Linked DNA regions of Homo sapiens: region 2 is linked to region 1. Evidence: read pairs that join two places in POLR2A ChIA-PET (ENCODE). Cell type or tissue: MCF 10A. All regions are shown on one strand.

What was found. Peaks named below come from ENCODE experiments on the same cell type or tissue, not always from the same donor. Only the 100,000 strongest peaks of a DNase experiment are listed, where the experiment ranks them.
Region 2: POLR2A ChIA-PET joins it to region 1 with 5 read pairs; 2 of 35 experiments call an interaction of 5 or more read pairs at or near these places.

What each region holds. Positions count from the first base shown.
Region 1 is chr18:35,411,414-35,413,913 of GRCh38, forward strand. No RefSeq gene overlaps it. Among named protein-coding and RNA genes, the nearest start is that of ZNF396, 35 kb to the left of the region's middle. In MCF 10A, no CTCF peak of the experiment used is centred here; a DNase peak (open chromatin) is centred at 1,338.
Region 2 is chr18:35,559,967-35,562,466 of GRCh38, forward strand. No RefSeq gene overlaps it. Among named protein-coding and RNA genes, the nearest start is that of GALNT1, 21 kb to the right of the region's middle. In MCF 10A, no CTCF peak of the experiment used is centred here; no DNase peak of the experiment used is centred here.

The DNA of each region.
Region 1 (2,500 bases):
CAAATGCCCTCCAAGGGCTCTTGGGCTGGGAAGTGCTGCAGAAGTAGACAGGGAGGGCCTGAAGTATTCTCCCTCAGCCGTCCCTCCTTTATTTAAAGTACAGAATTATTTGCTTGGTGCAGGGGCTAGGAAGGTGCCATACCAGGAATCTCTAGTGGCATTTTGTGGCTCATGGGTGGCTTAGGCTGGGGTGAGCCTCGGCAATGGCACCCCTCTGCAGTAATCCTCACCCTCCTGCAGGAACTTCAGACAAACTTCAGTTCACAAATACTCATCGAGTGCTCATGGTCGGGGAGGTGCTTTGCTGGATGCCTTGAGGGATCAGCCCTGCCTCCGAGAAGTTTCCAGACCTACAGAAGACAGAAGGCTTGTCTAAGAGTCACCTGAGTCACACAGTGTGAAGTGTGAATATTCACACATAAGGGATGCACAGGGGTTGGTGGAAGACTTCCTGGGAAAGGCAGCTTCAAGCTGAGCTGGGAAGGAGGGTAAAGTCTTGACAGAAAGGGAGAAGATTTCCAGGCTGAGACTGGCAATTGGACAAAATTGTAGTTAATAGGTTCTGGTGATTAAACCCGCCATAGGAGGATAGTGTCTTCTGCTGCTTGTCTGTATTACACACATGTGTGTAAGCAAATTGGAACCAACACATCTGCATGGTTCTTTTCCCACAGTGGAGGAGAGTTTCAATATGTTAATGTCATATTCCTCTTAGCAATGTTGAGACAGTGAAATCTTATTCAGCATTCTGGTTTGACATATTGCTCTGTGCTTGCATGGAATATCAGATGTGATCATAATTTGTAGACAAGAATCTTGCCTATTTTACATTTTCTGTATTCTGTGCAGTAGGCATGTCCTTAGTGACCCCATTCTCTTCTAGCTGACTTCATTCTCTTCCCTCCTGTTTTGTTGAAGGTCCTGGGGGCTCTGTCCTCACTCCTTTTTCTTCTTTCAGGAGAACCTTTGACTCCCATGGCTTTGATGACTCCTCTCCTGTTGGAGGATTGGGAGTGAAGAAGGAGAAGACTCTGTAAATCAGGGGAGTGTGTCAGGCCTTGAGTTAGACACTAAAGGTTTGTTGAGGACGGAGAGAGTGAAAGAGTGGCAGAGAAGCAAAAAACAAAGGTGGGGTCTGCTGCAGCAGATGCAGCTGGTGCAAGCAGGAGGAGGCCTGAAGGTGATTGCAGGGGCCAAGGAGAGATGCTGTGAAAGGCTGGGGATAGGAAGTAAAAGCCAGATTGCAGCTGGGCCAGGTGTGAGAACAAGGAGGAAGCAAGTTTTTTTTTTTCAAGAAATCTGGACAAGAAAGGGCAGGAAGAGATGGGGCAATAACTGCAGAGGGAGTGTTCTTATGATGAATGAGGCTTGAGCATGACAGGAAGCCTGCTTTTTCTTTAAATGCTCCTTGGTTGTAGTGTGTTAAAGCCAAGGTAATAATCTAGTCAGACTGCATGGAGGGACTTGCTCAGGTTTCTCCCTCTGACACGATGGTAGCAGGCACCTAAGCACATGCATACCACAGTGCTAGTGGTTCTTTGACAAACCTCTGCCCCAAGAGAGTCTAGGCTGGGCAGCAGAGAGTGCCTGTATTATTTAGAAGCACTACAGGCTGATGACAGAGAGAGAGGAGAGAGAGAGAGAGAGAGAGAGAGAGAGAGAGAGAGAGAGAAGAAAATAACTCAACTTAGAAATATCTTTATGTAAATGAAGATTGTTTTTAGAAATCTACCAACACCTAAAAGTTAATTATGCTGGATTTAAAAACAAATATCAAAAACTCCCTGAGCTCTAACAGGCTTGCATAGAGCCCAAGGGTTCTATGGACAACTGGAGTGGGGGGCAGTGGATGTGATGATCTCAGTTTAGGAGAGAGTCCAGCTACAGAGTGCATCTGATCTGATGACTAGGGACATCTTCAGCAGTTCATAAACACGTGCTGTTCTCACCAGCTGCTGGGGAAAAGAGGCTCTGGAAGCTGCCATTTGTTGGTTACAGGCAAAGGAGGTTAACTTGAAAGAAATGGGCATATTTTATATAATACAAGCTACCAGGGAGGATTTCAGAATGGTCTTTGTCTTGGTTAAAACGTGATCAAACACCACCATACCTTAAAAAACAGCTACAATGAAAATTGAATTAATTAATTAAAATTAAATTAGAACAGAAAATTTAACTACTTAAACTAAAGCACATAAATTATGTTTTTAAAGGTCAGATTTCTGCTCCTATTCAAGGTAAACTAACTGATACGTATTTAACCTCCCACCTGAAACAACAACAAAAAAGGGAAAAACACACAAAATATATGAAATAATTGTTTGAAGACACTGGACATCAGGCAACAAAAGACAGTGATCCTTGAGAAAAGGAAAACAAATGATTGCCCCAGCTTATTGGTTTGAGATTTTTAGGCAACAGTACAGGGAAGGAGACCCAAGCAAAGCAAGACCGAACTACATGTTGCCTATAAGAAACCCATTTTAAATATAAAGATAGA
Region 2 (2,500 bases), 150 kb after region 1:
GACAACCATGCAGATTTGTCCTGGGTACAAGTACAACTAGGTGGAATAATAACTGGTTGAGCAATCACACCCAAAGGGTATTGAGTAATGCATCAATATCAGCTTCAAAGGAAACTTCAAGAGGTGTGCCTTGATCTGGCTCAATATTTTTATCAGTGATTTAGATGTATACACAGTGAAGTACTCATAAAATTGACAGATGACATGAAACCAAGAAAGATAGTAAAAGCTAATGAAGACAGAATTGGGCCAAAACCTCTTGCTGCCTAGAATGGCAGGCTGCATCTAACAAGGTGAAGTGATAAATGTGTGTTCGTGAACTCAAATTTTTTTTTAAAAAACAGACAAAACAAAAACAAAACTCCATGCAACTAGGTAAAAAATGGGAGAAAAATGAATTTGTTTTAGCTATGGAAAAGAATTGGGGTGTTTTAGGTGACAGCTCAAAATGAATCAACAGGGCAAAGCTAGAGCAGCTCTGGCTGACTGCATTAATGGAGTGACTGGAGGGTATGGCTCTGCTAGCAACATCTGAAGTGGCAGTTTCATGCCACAGTGTGAAAGATAGAGAGGCATGTCCTGGAGAAGGACCAGAGGTGACTTGAAACTGATCTCAAATATTGGAGGTCTGTTCTGTGGCACTCCTACCCTACATGGCTATGGCCATGACCCTTCCATCTGGCTCTCACACTCCACTCCACTCTTTTATCTGACTATCCACCTGCTCCTAAGCTTCAGCTTGGCACTTTGCTCCTGTTGTTTGTCCTCACACATTGGTTCCTCCTGCTGCTGTCTGCTTTGAGAACACTCTTTTCTTAGTGTCAAGGAGACTGGATGATCTCAAGAGTAGAGGAGATAAGTGTGAACAGTGAGAATGGTTAGGCCCCAAGCATCTTCTCTTAAAGGGGGACCTTTTCTGACTATCAATGCATAAACTATCAATGCATAAAAGAAGGTAGTTAAAAGTGGCAACTTTTTAATGTGCAAATTTCTCCAAACTGTAGAACTTGCTACGCTTTTGAGGACTAGTTTATAGTATAGGGCAGTGTAGAGCAGTTACTTTAGATACGTTCTGTACTTGTATGTTTGATACATGTACAGAACACACTGCACCACATTATCATACTACTGGCCATCATACTCTCTAGTCATATATATAAAATATGACTAGAGACAGAGAGCTAAATAAAAAGAACCAGGCCAGGCCGGGCACAGTGGCTTATGCTTGTAATCCCAGCACTTTGGGAGGCTGAGGCGGGCAGATCACCTGAGACCAGGAGTTTGAGACCAGCCTGGCCAACATGGTGAAACCCCATCTCTACTAAAAATACAAAAATTAGCTGGGTGTGGTGATGCACACCTGTAATCCCTGCTACTCAGGAGGCTGAGGCAGGAGAATCGCTTGAACCTGGGAGACAGAGATTGCAGGGAGCCAAGATCATGCCATTGAACTCCAGCCTGGGCGACAAGAGCAAAACTCCTTCTGGAAAAAAAAAAAAAAACAAACAGGCCAGCAATCAATGGGCATAAAGTTTGGGTTATGCAAGATCAATGAGTTCTAGAGATTTGTGGAACATCGTGCTTATAGTTAACAATACCACAATACCATTTTGTATGCTCTAAATATTATTAAAAGAGTGAATTTAATGTCTTTACCACAATAAAATAAAATTAATTAGGGAAAAAAATGCAGATCTTTCTTTCCTCCAAGGCAGGCATTCCTCCCACAGCACCAAAACAAAAATCAACCAGGCCAGGCATGGTGGCTCACACCTGTAATTCCAGCACTTGAGGAAGCCGAGGTGGAAGGATCACTTCAGTCCAGGACTTCATGGTCAGCATAGGTAACATAGAGAGATCCCATCTCTACAAAAAAATCAAAAAATTAGCTGGGCATGGTGGCATGTGCATGTCTGTAGTCCCAACTACTTGGGAGGCTGAGGCAAGAGAATCACTTAAGCCCGGGAGGTCAAGGCTGCAGTGACCCGTGATTACACCACTGCACTCCAGCCTGGATGTAGAGTAAGGCTCCATCCTCCCCCCCCCCCAAAAAAAAGCCAAGAATAATTTTAAAGGCCAAAAAGAAGTCCTAGAAATGGAAAATATAATATTTCAAGAATTAGGCAGAGGATCTATTTAAAAAGATGACTTCAACAACATTATAAACCAACTAGACTTAACAGACATGTATAAAACATAAATAACTCTTCCCCAGAAAACAACTAAACCTGCTGAATAAAAATTTAAAATATATGCACTTGGCTGGGCACAGTGGCTCATGCCTGTAATCCCAGCACTTTGGGAGCTGAGGCAGGAGGATAGCTTGAGGCTCAGAGGTCAAGATCAGCAACCTGGGCAACATAGCAAGACCCCCATCTCCACAAAAAAATTTTAAAATAAAATACATGTACTTATAAATGTAGCACTGAGCTTGCAAGGCAGTAAGGAAGCCTCACAGGTCAAAATGAAATAAATGTTGAAATCCAGATATGAAAGATAG